Linked DNA regions of Homo sapiens: region 2 is linked to region 1. A link is a loop called in an ENCODE intact Hi-C map of the cell type or tissue named here. Cell type or tissue: HepG2. All regions are shown on one strand. Each heading gives the region's core, and the rest is flanking DNA. Links, peaks and the distances in the headings are about the cores only.

Evidence for each region. A loop is a pair of places that touch in the nucleus more often than their neighbours do. Peaks named below come from ENCODE experiments on the same cell type or tissue, not always from the same donor. Only the 100,000 strongest peaks of a DNase experiment are listed, where the experiment ranks them.
Region 2: a loop joins it to region 1, with 2.0 times the contacts of the local background. A loop is called at or near these places in 9 of 110 quality-filtered maps.

What each region holds. Positions count from the first base shown.
Region 1 is chr15:64,639,239-64,648,056 of GRCh38, forward strand. The region is part of intron 3 of ZNF609 (zinc finger protein 609); the gene reads left to right. Among named protein-coding and RNA genes, the nearest start is that of OAZ2, 60 kb to the right of the region's middle. In HepG2, for the core only: no CTCF peak of the experiment used is centred there; DNase peaks (open chromatin) are centred at 1,143 and 3,843; H3K4me3 peaks cover 493 bases.
Region 2 is chr15:64,590,649-64,599,466 of GRCh38, forward strand. The region is part of intron 2 of ZNF609 (zinc finger protein 609); the gene reads left to right. It overlaps LOC101930091 (a long non-coding RNA gene), which reads right to left. Exons shown (of 5, transcript XR_007064678.1): 4 at 8,397-8,484. It also overlaps the pseudogene RPS26P50. Among named protein-coding and RNA genes, the nearest start is that of OAZ2, 110 kb to the right of the region's middle. RefSeq lists an enhancer at 6,333-6,382 and a silencer at 8,708-8,818. In HepG2, for the core only: no CTCF peak of the experiment used is centred there; no DNase peak of the experiment used is centred there.

The DNA of each region.
Region 1 (8,818 bases), core at 301-8,300:
ATTCAGTGAGGCTAGTTAAGGTAAAATCTGACTGATTTAATCAACACCACATCTGCCTTTGGGGCTGTATTAATTTCCTGGGCTGCTGTAACAATGTACCAAAAACTGAGTGGCTTAAAACAACAGAAAGTTATTATTTCACAGTTCCTGAGGCCAGGCATCTGAGATCAAGGTGTTGGCAGGACCATCTGTCTCCTGCAGCTCTAGGGAAGAATTCTTCTTTTCTTCTGCTCTTTGCTGGCAATCCATAGTGTTCCTTGGCTTGTAGCTGCATCATCCCAGTCACATGGCTGTCTTCCCTCTTTGCATATCTGTGTCCAAATTGCTCCATTTTATAAGGACACCAGTCACTGGATTAGGGCAGACCCTAATGACCTTATCTTGATAACTTGATTGCCTCTGTAAAGACCCTATTTCCAAATAAGGTCATATGCTGAGGTACTAGGGGTTAGAACTTCAATATACCTTTTTTTGGCAGGGGAAGGGTGGGACAGGGACACAGTTCAATTCATAAAAGGGGCAAATGAAAATTTCAGAATAATTATTGTCACAAGTTGGAGAGAGAAGATTTTCTAGAAATGTGCATAATAATGAGAGACATTGCTTCCCAAAGTCAGTCTGAGCAGATCATCCACCCTCTGACCCCAACTGTTACTGGGTTGAGTTCCTCTTTTTTTGCTTTGTTTTGTTTTGTTTTGTTTTTTTGAGTCTCTTTCTGTCGCCCAGGCTGGATTGCAGTGGCGCAATCTCAGCTCACTGCAACCTCCGCCTCCTGGGTTCAAGCGATTCTCTTGTCTCAGCCTCCTGAGTAGCTGGGACTACAGGTGCCTGCCACCACACCCAGCTAATTGTTGTATTTTTTTTAGTAGAGACAGTGTTTCACCATGTTGGCCAGGATGGTGTTGATCTCCTGACCTCATGAGCCACCGTGCCTGGCCTCCTCTCTCTTTTTTTAAATCTACTTATTTTATTTTACTTTTTGTAGAGCTGAAATCTCACTTTGTTGCCCTGGCTGGTCTTGAACTCCTGGGCTCAAGCAGCCTCCCATCTTGGCCTCCCAACATGCTGGGATTATAGGCATGAGCCGCTGCGTCAAGACTTGAGTTCCTTTCTCTGCATTACTATTTACCCTTCCTTGGGTAAATACACTTGTGCTTTCTTTTTTTTTTTTACTGAGAGTGAAAGGGTGGTTCAGCTCTACTCTGTTAACAAACTCTGAAACAGTCAAGTAGAGGTTACCAGAAAGAAAAATAGGTTTCAGCAGTTGGCAGCATACTAGCCTCTGGCTGAAGAAGGCCAAAAGGAAAAGTGCCTCGCATAAGCCAAGCCTAGTCATATTCTTATCCTAGTTCCTTCTGCTAGGTCATAAAGCAGTAAAGCTGTGGACAGTGGGATTCCTTCTCAACCCCAGGCAAGTATTTTTTCAAAGCTGTTCCATTGAGATGATACCATCTTTCTTATTCCTAGTGGTTTTCAGAGGACTCCAGCTGTATAGCCAAAGGCATGATGACCTTTGCTGAGCCACCTTCTCCAGCCATGGCTGCAGGATATGGTTACCTCAGCAAGAGGAAAGGAAGGATATACGATTTAAGGGTGTGGTGAAACAGCCTTTGTGGCACTTATGCAAAGTTTCCCTAGTGTAAGAATGTATAGATGGGAGGAGGAACTGTGTCAGATTTTTTGCATTTCTCCCATCTTTCCCATTTCTCCCATTTGCACACCCCATCCCCACAGTGTGGGTGTGAAGTGGTTTACATTTACTGGTTATTCCACTTTGGCCTTCTCTATCCTGTACTAGTCCTTTTCCTGCCTATAGTTTTAGCAGTACCAGATCTGAATGCTCTTCAAATTGACACTTGCTTAATAATGGTTTCAGCTGGCTCTCTAATAATACTTTTGCCTGAAATTCTGTTGAGAGAAAATACTATGGTCATGTGAAAATGGTTCCAGGATGATGGGTGTTAGTTACACTTGTGCTTTCTTTTTTTTTTTTTTTGAGATGGAGTTTCGCTCTTGCTGCCCAGGCTGGAGTGCAATGGCATGATCTCGGCTCACCACAACCTCTGCCTCCCAGGTTCAAGCAATTCTCCTGCTTCAGTCTCCCGAGTAGCTGGGATTACAGGCATGCACCACCACGCCCGGCTAATTTTGTATTTTTAGTAGAGATGGGGTTTCTCCATGTTGAGGCTGGTCTTGAACTCCTGACCTCAGGTGATCCGCCCACCTCGGCCTCCCAAAGTGCTGGGATTACAGGAGTGAGCCACCGCGCCTGGCCTACACTTGTGCTTTCTTTGGCTCCTCGAGTCCCAGAAGATCTCAGAATTAAGGGTTTAAGATTTTTGTTTTCTCTCCAACCCAGACTTGAAGGTGGACAAATTTGAAGACATCATTTTCTTTAGCAGTAGTTTCCACATTTTGCTGTACATTAGAGTTTGGGAGTGGGAGTTTTTAAAATCCCAGTCCCCAGATCTCACCCAATTAAATTGGATCAGAATAACTGTGGGTGGGAGCCAGGTGTCAGTATTTTTTTAAGGGTCTCCAGAGGCTTTGAACATTTTTACAGACTATCCCAAATTGCTTATTGGATCATCTGAGATATTTATACTTAGAATATTAATAAAGAACTCCTGGATAGTGTATAGATTCTCTTTGGAAGTATCCTCTCTAAAGGAACAGTAACCACATTTCTGCCTTTAGGTTTCTGGTTTTGGAAGACTCGTACGTAATTTGACCCTTCCTTACAGTCAGATCCATGAATTGAGGATGAATGGTTTGCCAGGATAAGTAGGATAAAAACCTAGAGATGTTGCTGTTAATCTGATTGGAGGTTCTGCCTACATGAAATTTGGTAGGGCATGAGTATTTATAGCATGGCAAAAGCATTCTCTCTAATAATTTGCATTGCAGCAACAAATTTGGAGCTAAAATACAGGTTTTTGGTTTGTTTTTGTTTTTATTTTTTTGAAACAGAGTCTCGTTCTGTCACCCAGGTTGGAGTGCAGTGGTGCAATCATGGCTCACTGCGGCCTCCAACTCCTGGGCTCAAGCAACCCTCTCACCTCAACTTCTCAAGTAGCTGGAACCACAGGCGTGTACCACCATGTCTGGCTAACTTTTTTTTTCTTTTGTAGAGACTAGGTCTCGCTGTGTTGACCAGACTGGTTTCAAGCTCCTGTCCTCAAGTGATCCTCCTGCCTTGGTCTCCCAAAGTGCTGAGATTACAGGTGTGAGCCACCACGCCCAGCCAGTATGACAGTTTAAAAAAAAAAGTTTGACCAGACACAGTGACTCACACTTGTCATCCTAGCAATTTGGGAGGCCAAGGTGGGAGGATTACTTGAGCCCAGGAGTTCGAGACCAGCCTCTGCAACACTATGAGACCTCTTCTCTACCAAAAATCAAAAAAATTAGCCAGGCAAGTGGCACACTCCCGTAGTCCCAGCTACTTAGGAGGCTGAAGCAGGAGGATCTCTCGAATCTGGGAGATCGAGGCTGCAGTGAGCCCTGACTGTGCCACTGCACTCTAGCCTGGGTGACAGAGCAAGACCCTGTCTCAAAAAATAATTATTATTATAATGGTTTTCATTTTCTGTAAATCTAAAATTTTTTTAAATGGTTTTCAGATAACAACTATGCACCAATTTAAGAAGAAAATCTTAGCTAGTACGTAACCACACATGGTCTAATTCTTTCTAGTTTCTTCATTTCTGGAGGCAACTCACTCTTGGAAGTTTCTGAATATATTTACCCTTTCTCTACATCTCTGGTTTGAACTTTCATCCTGGAGGAAATAGCGCTCATAAATGCACATACTCTCTAATCACATGTCAAAGTTAATTATTAGACAGTAACATACCAGAGATCAGCTGTGGGAAGGAAACAATTTCTACATTCTCCCATCTGAGGCTTCTGCAGAGGTAGTAGCATGTAGAGTTCCATACCAGCCTTCCTCACAGGCATCCTCTTGCAACTCTCCCTCAGCTCTCAGTCCTACCAATTTCCTGCAACATTCCTTGCTGCAGGCGTGAGCCACCACACCTGGCCAGAAACTATAATTTATTTACTTTCATACGATCTGTTTCTCCACCTCAACCTCTAAAGAGAACTAGAAAACTGGAGTGGGAAAACTTTAGAAAACTACTAGTACTGACTGGGAGTTGAGGTATTGGTTGTAGCTGCATCTTCCTCCTTGCCCTTACTCCGAACATCAGTAAACAAATATGTCTGTCATTCTCCTTTAGAAATAAAAATAGGAACTACATAGACACCATTAACAGGTTTTTGATCATTTAGTGGTGGTTAAAAGGACCTTTGGCCATTATAAGAGGTCTAGAGAGAGTAAAGAGGACTTTACTAGGAAAGCAAAGAGAAGACCATAACTGAAGGCATATTCAACTTCTAGAGAATAGGACCAAATTGAACAACAATTTGGCACCAGTGTAAAGTGTGTCAGCAACAATTATTAATATTTATTGTTAACTATTCATACTAGCACTGGACATTAGGCTTAACACTTACTATTTTTCTGACCAAGCTAAGGAAATACAACTTTCAAGGGAACAAGGTAACAAAGTAGGCCAGGTGTGGTGGCTCATGCCTGTAATCCCTGCACTTTGGGAGGCTGAGGCAAGAGGATCACTTGAACCCAGGAGTTTTAGACCAACCTGGGCAACATAGCAAGACCCCTTCTCTATCAAAAAAAAAATTTTTTTTTAATTAGCTGGACATGGTAGTATGTACCTGTAATCCCAGCTACTCAGGAAACTGAGGTGGGAGGATCACTTGAGCCCAGGAGGTCATGGCTACAGTGAGCCATGATCTTGCCGGTATACTCTAACCTGGGCAACAGAGCAAGACCCTGTCTCAAAATATATGTGGGAACAAGCTTTTTATTTGTATTATTTATTTATTTTAAACAACAACATCTTGTCCAAGACAAATTTTTTTTAAAAAGAGGAAAAGAATAAAGAAAAAGAAGGCCAAGGCCAATGGCTCACACCTATAATCCCAGTACTTTGGGAAGACTGCTTTAAGCCAAATTCAAGACCAGCCTGGTCAACATATAGCAAGACCTCATCTCTACAAAAAAAAATTTAAAAATTAGCTGGGCATGATGGTGTGTGCCTCTAGTCCTTGCTACTCAGGAAGCTGAGGAGGGAGGATCACTTGAGCCAAGGAGTGTGAGGTTACAGTGAGCTATGATCACATCACTGCACTCCAGTCTAGGCGACAAGAGTGAGACCCTGTGTCAATAAAAAACAAAAAGAAAAATAATAAAAAGAATCAGAGGTCTTTAAAATATAACAGATGATGGATCCAGTGTTACATACCTAAGTATACCTTTACCAGAGCTTCTGCCTTGATATGTGAGTCTGAGGGTTCAACTGTAAATTGCAGAAAACTTATAAAATGGTTTGGTGCCCAAGGACTGTTGCTAAGTCTTGCATGTAAGTCCAAAGTGGATACTATCCAAGTGACCTGCAATGCCATCCATAGATGGTGGGCAAAATTGATGGATGAGCTCTTGATCCAATGGGTAGCTTTGTTTTTATTATACATGTCTTTGGACCAGGCAATCATCTACTAAGTCACATTATAATAAGAAGAGGAGTATGAATGCTTAAAACAGACTTTGTTAGCTACCCTTACTGTGCTTTGAATTCAAAGCATAATTTCAGAGATAATGAGCTATATCTTCTCCTAAATTTTCTCTCTCTTTCTTTTCTTTTCTTCTTTCTTTCTTTTTCTTTCTTTCTTTCTTTCTTTCTTTCTTCCTTCCTTCCTTCCTTCCTTTCTTCCTTCCTTTCTTTCTTCCTTTCTTCCTTCCTTCCTTCCTTCCTTTCTTTCCCTCCCTCCCTCCCTCCCTCCCTTCCTTCCTTCCTTCCTTCCTTCCTCAGGCTGGAGTACAGTGGTGCAGTCTTGGCTCACAGCCACCTCCATCTCCTGAGCTCAAGATATCCTCCTACCTCAACCCTCTAGGTAGCTGAGACTACAGGCGTGTGCCACCATGCTCGGCTAATTTTTCTATTTTTTGTAGAGATGGGGTCTCACCATGTTACTTAGGCTGGTGTTGAACTCCTGGGCTCAAGTGATCTGCCTACCACAGCCTCCCAAAATGCTGGGATTACAGGCATGAGCCATTGCACTCGGCGTCCTACATTTTCTGCCCCACAACTAGCAACTGTTTTTTCCTCTGATTTTTTTTTTTAATTTTTGAAATTATTTTATTATTTCAAAAGTAATGCCTGATTTTTTAGCTATGACACCAAAAGCACAAGCCAGCAAAAGAAAAATTAGATAAATTGGATTTCATCAAAACTAATAACTTTTGTTTATCAAAGGATACTACCAAGAGAATAAAGATAGAATGAGAGAAAATATTTGCAAATCGTGTATCTGATAAGTGATTAATATCTAGAATAAAGAACTCCTACAGATCAACAATGAAAAACCCAAACAACCTAATTCAAAAATGCGCGTAAGACTTGAATAGACATTTTGCCAAAGAAGATATCTAAATGACCAATAATCACATGAAAAGATGCTCAGAATCATTAATTATAAGAGAAATGAACATAAAAACCATGATGAATTACCACTTCATACCTACTAGGATGGTTGTTATCAAAAATGTGGAAAATAAAAAGTGTTCAAGAGGATGTGGAGAAATTGGAACCCTTGAGAACTGTTGGTTGGAACATAAAATGAGTACAAGCCATTGTGGAAAACAGTTTGGTGGATCCTCAAAAAGCTAAACAGAATTAACATATGATCCAGCAATTCTACTCCTAGGTATATACTTAAAAGAATGGAAAACAGATGTTCACACAAAAACTTGTATGTGAATATATGACAGTATTATTCACAATATTCAGAAGGTAGAAATAACCCAAGTGTCCATCAACAGATGAATGGATAAACAATGTGGTATAGCCATACAATGGAATATTATTCAGCAAACAAAAAGAAATGAAAGCTGGTACAGTGACTCATGCCTCTAATCCCAGCACTTTGGGAGGCTGAGATGGGAGGATCACTTGAGCCCAGGAATTCAAGACCAGCCTGGGCAACATAGCAAGACTGCATCTCTAGAAAAAAATACAAAATGGCGGCCAGGCATGGTGGCTTATGTCTGTAATCCTAGCACTTTGGGAGGCCGAGGTGGGTGGATCAGCAGAGGTCAGGAGTTCGAGACCAGCCTAGCCAACATGGCAAAACCCCATCTCTACTAAAAATACAAAAAAAATTAGCCAAGTTTGGTGGCACACACCTGTAACCCTAGCTACACGGGAGGCTGAGGAAGGAGAATCGCTTGAACCTGGGAGGTAGAGGTTGCAGTGAGCCAAGATCGTGCCACTGCACTCCAGCCTGCACAATGGAAACAAGACTCCATCTCAAAAAAAAAAAAAAAAAAAAAAAACTGGGCACGGTGGCTCACGCCTGTAATCCTAGCACTTTGGGAGGCCAAGACGGGCGGATCACTTGAGGTCAGGAGTTCGAGACCAGCCTGGCCAACATGGTGAAACCCCATCTCTACTAAAAATACAAAAAATTAGCTGGGCATGGTGGCGCATGCCTGTAGTACCAGCTACTCGGGAGGCTGAGGCAGGAGAATCGCTTGAACCTGGGAGGCAGAGGTTGCAGTGAGCCGAGATCATGCCATGGCACTTCAGCCTGGATGACAGAGGGAGACTCTGTCTCAAAAAAAAAAAAAAAAAAAAAAATCAACCTGGTATGGTAACACGTGCAGTGATAAACTCATTATCACTGTATAGGATGTTGTCAGTTAGGCTTACTTAGTACTCCCAGCTACTCAGGAGGCTGAGGCAGGTGGATTGCTTGAGCTGTGATCACACCACTGCCATCCAGCCTGGGGGACAGAGTGAGACCCTGTCTCCAAAAAAAAAAAAATGAAGTTCTGATTCTACAATGTGGATGAACCTTGAAAATACATGTTAAGTGAAATAAGCCAGTCACGAAAGGACAAATATTGTATTTTTTCCACTTAGGTATCTAGAATGGATACATTTATATAGACAGAAAGAATATTAAGGGCCGTGGGGAGCATAGGGAATGGAGAATTATTGCTTAATGGCTACAAAGTTTCTATTTCAGGTGATGAAAAAGTTTTAGATATTGTGATGGTTCAAAAGGAAAAAGTAACAATTTTTATTGTTGAACATTTAGGAGACAAAGTCAAAATTCACCAAGAGGAAAAGAATAAATTACCCAGAGATAACCAATGTTTGAATTTTTATATTATATATTTTTGTTGCTTCTTTTATTTTATATTTTTAACAAATTGAGACCCTTCTCTATATATTTCGTAATCTTCTTTGTTTAGAGAAATATATTCCTGTAACATATTTCCATAACATTAAATGACCTTCTATAACATTTTAAATAACTACAGAGTATTCCATGTTAAGGATGTATCATAATGGACTTAGTCATTATATCTTTTATATGGTTTAAAAAAAGATACTTCTTAAATTTTCTAGCTCTTCAAGAGCTGAGCTTCATTTTTTACATCATCAATAAAGTACCTCACATACCAAGGAGACACATTATGTGTTTCATAATAATAACCTTGCAGCTTTGGACTTTTCGGTTTTTGTCCAAACTCCCTTTTCTCTTTTTATCCTCTTGCTGCATTTTGCCTACTTGGACATTTTCTTTTTGCTTCTTCCACCTGTTCTGTGTGTCTTTCACTTTGCCACCAGTATGTAGCTTTATTGCTGCATCTGTTTCTTTTCTGGTAGAAATAGGTCAAACGTAAAATCAATAACCTGCTTCTCAGCCCAAAATAAACCTACAG
Region 2 (8,818 bases), core at 513-8,512, 48 kb before region 1:
ACATAACACACACACACATATACATGCATATATATATATGTATATATATATGTATCTGGGTTTAGAGTAGTCATGTAACCCAGGAAAGGAATCCAGAAATCAATATAGACCTCCTTAAGATAAGAGCAGTAGCTTTCAATGTCAGTTTACAAGGTAATGGTTATACTAACCATAACCATTTTGTGTTTGTTGGCATTAAAAACAAACACAAAATGTTATCCCTTGAAGATAAAGACAAATAGGTTCAAAAGTAGAAAACTTTGTACATTTCTGATAATACCTTAAAAAGGTCCTGAGAAGAGTAAATAAACTACCCTGGAAATGTAGGCAATACCATAGAGTTTTCTTTAAGTTCCAGAAAGCCTGGAAGTTGGTTGAGTAGTATGTATCGAAAAGCCTTAAAGGCCGGGCATGCTCGTTTATGCATGTAATCCCAGCACTTTGGGAGGCTGAGCTTGGGAGGATTGCTTGAGCCCAGGAGTTCAAGACCAGCCTCCGAGGCCAAGTGCAGTGGCTCACGCCTGCAATCCCAGCATTTTGGGAGACCAAGGCTGGCGGATCATGAGGTCAAGAGATCGAGACCATCCTGGCCAACATGGTGAAACCCCGTATCTACTAAAAATACAAAAATTAGCTGAGTGTGGTGGCATGCACCTGTAGTCCCAGCTACTCAGGAGGCTGAGGCAGGAGAATCGCTTGAACCCAGGAGACAGAGGTTGCAGTGAGCCAAGATCGCGCCACTGCACTCCAGCCTGGGCGACAGAGACAGACTCTATCTCAAAAAACAAACAAACAAACAAACAAAAACAGCCTCCTCAACAAAGCGAGACCCTGTCTCTATAAAAAATGTTTTAAAAAAAGCCTCAAAATGTGCATACCCTTTTACTTGCTTATATGTAGGACTTCACCCTATGAAACTAGTGAAACAGGTGCAAAGATATTTCTCTCAGCCAGGCATGGTGGCTCATGCCTATAATCCCAGCACTTTGGGAGGCTGAGGTGGGTAGATCGCTTGAGCCCATGAGATTGAGAACAGCCTAGGCAACATGGTGAGGTCCTATCTCTACTAAAAATAATTTTTTTTTTTTTTTGAGACAGAGTCTTGGTCTGTCACTAGGCTGGAGTGCAGTGGCACGATCTCGACCTACCGTGCACCGGGTTCAAGTGATTCTCTTGCCTCAGCCTCCCAAGTAGCTGGGACGACCGGCACACACCACCACGCCCAGCTAATTTTTCTATTTTCAGTAGAGATGGGGTTTCACCATGTTGGCCAGGCTGGTCTCAAACTGACCTCAGGTGATCCGCCCGCCTTGGCCTCCCAAAGTGCTGGGATTGCGAGTGTCAGCCACCACACCCGGCCTTTTTTTAATCAGCTGGTGGAATGTGCCTGTGGTCTCAGCTACTTGGCAGACTGAGATAGATCACTGGATCACTGGAGCTCTGGGGGTCAAGGCTGTAGTGAGCCATGATTACATCACTGCACTCCAGCCTGTCAGCAGAGGGAAGACCCTGCCTCAAAGAAAAAAAAAAAAAAGATATTTCTCTCAGCCTTGTTTATACAAGTGAAAATTAGGACAACCTAAATATCCATCTATAGTTAATTGGTTAAATGAATCGTGGTTGGTTTGTTCAAAATAATTCTATTCAGCTGGGCATGGTGGCTCACGCCTATAATCCCAGCACTTTGGGAGGCCAAGGCAGTTGGATCACTTGGGGCCAGGAATTTGAGACCAGTCTGGCCAACTTGGTGAAACCCCATCTCTACTAAAAATATGAAAATTTAGCCAGCTCTGGTGGCAGGTGCCTGTAATCCTAGCTACTTGAGAGGCTAAGGCACGAGAATTGCTTCAACCCAGAAGGTGGAGGCTGCAGTGAGCTGGGATCTCGCCACTACACCCCAGCCTGCATGACAGAGTGAGACTGTCTCAAAAAAATAATAATGGTAATAATTCTGTTCAAGCATTTAAAATTATGTTTTAAGTTGGCCAGGCATGGTGGTTCACGAGGCCCGCAATCCCAGCATTCTGGGAGGCCAAAGCAGGCAGATCACCTGTGGTCAGGAGTTCAAGACCAGACTGGCCAACATGATGAAACCCCATTTCTACTTAAAAAAAAAAAAAAAAAAAATTAGCCCGGCATCTGAAATACCAGCTGCTTGGGAGGCTGAGGCAGGAGAATTGCTTGAATCTAGGAGGCAAAAGTTGCAGTGAGCTGGGATCGCGCCACTGCACCCCAGCCTGGGCAACAGAGCAAGACTCTTGTCTCAAAAAATTACATAAATAAATAAAATAAAAATAATGTTTTTGCTCTCTCCGGTCCGTGCCTCCAAGATGACAAAGAAAAGAAGGAACAATGGTCGTGCCAAAAAGGGCCGCGGCCACATGCAGCCTATTCGCTGCACTAACTGTGCCCGATGCGTGCCCAAAGACAAGGCCATTAAGAAATTCGTCATTCGAAACATAGTGGAGTCCGCAGCAGTCAGGGACATTTCTGAAGCGAGCGTCTTCGATGCCTATGTGCTTCCCAAGCTGTATGTGAAGCTGCATTACTGTGTGAGTTGTGCAATTCACAGCAAAGTAGTCAGGAATCGATCTCGTGAAGCCCGCAAGGACCGAACACCCCCACCCCGATTTAGACCTGCGGGTGCTGCCCCACGTCCCCCACCAAAGCCCATGTAAGGAGGTGAGTTCTTAAAGACTGAAGACAGGCTATTCTCTGGAGAAAAATAAAATGGAAATTGTACTTAAATAAATAAATAAAAATAATGTTTTAAGTTATAGCTAATTGACACAAAAATGTTCACGATGCAGTGAAATTCTGATAACCTTTCATAGTCTGAAAAATCTAGTTGTTCTAGGAGAAATAAGTCATCCAGAATGTTCTCTTGTTTGTTTTTGAGACAGGGTCTTGTTCTCTCGCCCAGGCTGGAGTGCAGTGGTGCAATCACAGCTCACTGCAACCTCCGCCTCCCAGACTCACGTAATCCTCCCACCTCAGCTTCCCCAGTAGCTGGGACTACTGGTGCGTGCCACCATACCTGGCTAATGTTTTATATATTTTTTGTAGGTACAGGGTTTCACCATGTTGCCCAGGCTGGTCTCAAACTCCTAGACTCAAGTGATCCACCTGCCTACAGTGCTGGGATTACAGGTGTAAGCCACTGTACCCAGCCATTCCAGAACATTCTGATGATTCAACCATAACTCATTTCATAGTATAATTGAGTGGATAAGAAGGGTTGGTGTTTGCTGTCTCGCCATATTAATAGTTTTGTGTTGGAACTCCTTGACTGTCAATCAAGTATTATGTTTGAGGAAGATGTAAACATTTAATACTTTTAAGATTAGGAGAGGTTTGAAGGGTTTTATGTCATGAACACACATATTAAGGAAGAAGCATGGCTCTGCCCTCTTGAAAGACTAAAGAAATATTCCATCAGCAGTTTACTTTAGAAGAACTGAAAGAATAGGTTGATACTGAACCCACTCCCAGAGCCAGGTAGCTGAAAGGGCACTGTGATTGTTATCTTACTAGGAACACGTGGAGTGGGAGTAAGGCAGTTTTCTGCAGAAAAGAGGGATTCTGGGCAGACAAAAACTACATATGCACTATGTTTTGTTTTGTTTTTTTTGTTTGTTTGTTTTAAATTAAAACCAGAAAAGGCGAAGACTTGGAGAATGCTCAAAATTTTTTTTTTTTTTTGACACGGGGTCTCACTCTGTCACCCAGGCTGGAGTGCAGTGGTGTGATCTCAGCTCACTGCAACCTCCACCTCCTGAGCTCAGGTGATCCTCTCACCTCAGCCACCTCAGTAGCTGGGACTACAGGCTCTTAACACCACATCTGGCTAATTTTTTTTTTGTATTGTTGGTAAAGACCGGGTTTCACCATGTTGCCCAGCCTGGTCTCTAACTCCTGAGCTCAAGCAGTCTGCCTGCCTCAGCCTCCCAAAGTGCTGGGATTACAGGCATGAGCCACTGCACCTGGTCACAAAATGTAAAGATTTTGAGGGCCATTGATTTTAAACTCCAGAAGCTGGTCCAATCAGAATGAACGTAAGGATTTTTGTTAGTGTGATTAGAAAAGAATGTGTCTCGGCCGGGCGCGGTGGCTCACGCCTGTAATCCCAGCACTTTGGGAGGCCAAGGCGGGTGGATCATGAGGTCAGGAGATCGAGACCATCCTGGCTAACAAGGTGAAACCTCGTCTCTACTAAAAATACAAAAAATTAGCCGGGCGCAGTGGCGGGTGCCTGTAGTCCCAGCTACTCGGGAGGCTGAGGCAGGAGAATGGCGTGAACCCGGGAAGTGGAGCTTACAGTCCGGCCTGGGCAACAGAGCGAGGCTCCGTCTCAAAAAAAAAAAAAAAGAAAAAAGAAAAGAATGTGTCTCTTTCTACTGGGTTTGGAGCTGTGAGTTTATAAAATTTGGGCCGGGCGCGGTGGCTCGTGCCTGTAATCTCAGTACTTTGGGAGGCTAAGACAGGTGGATCACCTGAGGTCAGGAGTTTGAGACCACCCTGGCCAACATGGTGAAACCCCGTCTCTACTAAAAATACCAAAAATTAGCCGGGCGTGGTGGTGGGCATCTGAAATGCCAGCTACTTGGGAGGCTGAGGCAGGAGAATCACTTGAACCCGGGAGGCAGAGGTTGCAGTAAGCTGAGATCATGCCACTGCACTCCAGCCTGGGCGACAGAGGAAGATTCCGTCTCAAAAAAAAAAAAAAAAAAATCGAAGTGCTACAGCCACCTTGCCACCTAGGAGGAGATCCTGGCTGACAATGCAGCTGTGCCAGAGAAAACACCAAGAGAGGGAGGGTTTGAAATTGGGCCCGAAGACATCATTTGAGCCCGTACATCAGGTCATGTGTGATATAGACTTTTTCAGTTACACGAGAGCCACTAAATTCTCTTTTTAAGTCAGGTTGGCAGTGGTTTTTCTATCATTTCTAGCTGAACAAGCCCTAATACAATATCCTTAGGGGTCATAACATCCAACTACCTCATGTCTTGAAGTTTGGAGAAGTGAAGTGACTTACTTAAGGTTATACAGATAAATGGTAAAAAACTGGGACTAAAACCTGGCCCCTTCCCACCTCCTTTGTAAGATAATTACTCCAATGTGTAAATCACTTTAAGGAGGTTTGGGGCAAAGTCTTAAATGGGTTTGAGGATGCCATTTAAGTAATGGAAATCAGTCCTGCTCTCATAGTAAGTGTCATTTGGAATGACAGTGACTGCTATTGACAGAAAACTGACCCCACCATCATAGCTCTTATTTTTCTCAGACTTTGGATAAGTGGGCTGTCCATAGTATCTTCATGATTGGTAGCTTAATAAATAAATTATTTGTGAAATCACTGGATAACATTTGGCTAGCTGTTTTAATGTTGCCCATTCCCTCAGCCTCTTGAGCTTCTAGAATCAGCAGACTTGTTTTTCCATGGTGTGTCTAGTAATATGAAATGAAATATGGACCTCAAATATATAAATATATGCCAAGCTCTTTCTTTTTTTCTTTTGGAGATGGAGTCTCGCTCTGTTGCCCCAGGCTAAAGTGCAGCGGCGCGATCTCAGCTCACTGCACCCTCTGCCTCTCAGGTTCAAGCACTTCTCCTGACTCAGTCTCCAGAGTAGCTGGGATTACAGGCATGCACCACCATGCCCGGCTAATTTTTTTGTATTTTTAGCAGAGATGGGGTTTCACCATATTGTCCAGGCTAGTCTCAAACTCCTGACCTTGTGATCTGGCCAACTCAGCCTCCCAAAGTGCTGAGATTACAGGCGTGAGCCACCGTGCTCTATGCCAAGCTCTTTCTTGCCTTAGGAGTTTGCATATGCTGTTCCCTCTGCCTATAGTGCTTATCCCTTGGCTCTTCACATGGATGGCTCCTTCTCATCTTTTGGGCCTCAGTTTAAATCCAGCCTTAGAGATGCCATCTCTGATTACCCAAGGTAGCTCCCTTCTCATTGTTCTCTTATCACATGACCTATTTGTCTCCTAATAGCAGTTTCTAATTTATATCTAATTTGTATTTACTTACCAGTCCCTTTCGTTTACCACCTATACTCAGTGTGTATAGCATAGGAGCCATACATAAGAAGTACTCAATAATTATTTGTTAAATGGTTGGGTTCTGTTATCCTAGGCTTGAAAAACATTAAAAAGCACTATTTGTACCCTTTCACCAACCCTGCCCCAAGTACCTTAATTGCCCTTACACCTCTACTGACTGAAAATACGGCACAAATCCTGAAGAGAAAGGGAAACTAAAAGCTGTACTTAACTGCTATGCTGATAGTTGTCTTAGGCAGTTTTGAATTAATATTTTATTATCTCTGTTCTTCAGCTTGTTGTGCCTTGTTTTTTCTCTTCTCTGTGACTTCTCACCTACCCACTTGACTCTGACCAGATTCCTGACACTTAAAGGGTATATCCAAGAAATGAGATGGCCCTGAGCACAGGGGAGGAAGGATGGAATGACAAGGGCCACCAGAAACCTCTTTCAGGACTCTAATCACTCTAAGGTCACAGTTTAGAGTCTAGAATGAGAGGGACTTTGAGTGCCTCTTTTTCTTGCTCAGTGCCCTCAGCTTGAGTGCTTAGCTGGCAGACGGGCACTTTTCCTCCTCAGTTACTGTCAAAGCAACATGAAGGTCAGGCAGAGAGAGACAAATGAGAGCAGCTCAGGGAAAGGAGGTTACCACGGTAACAAGCAGGAGGGACTGCTATTTGGAAACAGACCTAATCTTTCTCCTCCTTCTCCCTCCTTCTCAGCACAGGAAGATGGGTATTGTTTAGCTGACCTGCATCCTTGGGGTGGGAACCATAATCCCTTTCTGACAGTTCCCAATGACACTGGAGTGATCTGCTTTGCATTTTAATTTGATAAGCAGCAGCGGCAGTTTTCTCTGAAGTGCTGAAAACATGGCTTTTTCTGGCCCTGTTCCAGATAGGATTCTGGTTGCCACAGAGAGGGGTTTGATATTGTTGTTTATTTCTCAACAAAGATCTTGCATATTTGCATAAATGTGGAAGATGCTGCTTGGTTCTAGACAACCAGAATCAAATGAATACAGGCTATCTTTAGGTTATGAATATCTATCTGCTCTAGGAAGGTCACAGAGATACTGCCCCATCCCCAGCTCACAGGACCACCCAGTGACCTGTGCAGTGGATCTTCTGACTTAATGTCCTTACCCTTCTGCCTCCCCCATCTACTTATATGTCACACTATTCTCAATCTCTTCCCTTACCTACCCTACCCTTATAGTAAGCCTTCACTATGTATATAAATATTCCTTCCTTTTCTTTCAAAATAAAAAGAGCATTTTAAACTAGAAAAATAAATTATCAATGTAATGAAAAATTAAATGCCAAAAAACATAAGAGAAAGTAAAAATCATCTAGAATATTACTATAGACATGATGGCTAGAACATCCTTCCAGATCTAAACCTCTAATTCTATCTGCTTTGTTTTGTTTTGAGATAGTCTCGCTCTGTCACCCAGGCTGGAGTGCAGTGGCACGGTCTCAGCTCACTGCAAACTCTGCCTCCTGGGTTCAAGCGATTCTTGTGCCTCAGCCACCCAAATACCTGGGATTACAGGTATGCACCACCACGCCTGGCTAATTTTTTGTATTTTTGATAGAGACAGGTTTTCACCATGTTGTCCATGCTGGTCTCAGACTCCTGGCCTCAAGTGATCCACCTGCTTCAACCTCCAAAAGTGCTGGGACTACAGGCATGAGACACCACATCCAGCCTCTATCTGCTGATCTACGCATTTTATGAGTTGTATATACTTATGTATAGATCAGTTTATTTTTATTTATCTTTAATTTTTTAATTTTCTAACACTTCTCAAACAAAAAGTAGAGTTAAATTTAACATTAATGGGCCAATATAGTACATGCTCCATCATACTTTTTCCTTTAATTCACTAAAAAATATGTTGTAGATATGTCATTGATGTAGATAGGGATCTATGCTATGATGGACCTATAGATTGTTTCTGGTTTTGTGGTTATTTTTTGGTTTGGCTATTAAAAACAACATTGAAGAAAACTGTCCATCATACATCTTTGTGTGTGTATATATATATATATATATATATATATATATATATATATATATATCCTGTTATCTTCTTGATACAAATCCTAGAAATTGAATTTTGGGACAAAAGAACATGTGCATTTTATATTTTGATACATATTGCCAAACTGCCCTCTAGAGAAGGCACCAACCAATACTGCATAAAAGTCCCTATTGTTTTTACATACTCTTACCAACTGGGATATGTTCAACTCTCTCATCTTTGCCAAATAGATGGGAAATATACTGTGTTTTTATTTGTGTTTATGTATATTATTGAATCCTTAAAAATACTCACATGACCCCTTCAGATTTTACACTGAAGACCTATCTACTTCTTTTCCCATAATGTACTTCCAGGCTTCTCTTTCCTGTAGTGCTGGCAACTGAGCAAAGTAAAAAAAAAAGTTATTTTGTGGTGGTTTTTTTTTTTTTTTTTTTTTTTTTTTTGGTTTTTGAGAAGATATCAAACAAAAAAGTAAAAAATTTTAAAAACACCTAATTGCATTAATCTCTGCACCCTCCCTCCAAACCAAAACCAAACCTGTTTTTTTTCTTTTTCTTTCAGTGATGGACTGTCATTCACTCAGATTTAAGCTCCAAAGACTGAGATGTTTGTCTGTTTGTTCATAGCTGTATTCTCAGTGCCTAGACTGGTGCCTGGCATGTATCAGTTGCTCAGTAAATATTTGTGCAGTAAATCATCTCTCAGCCATCTTA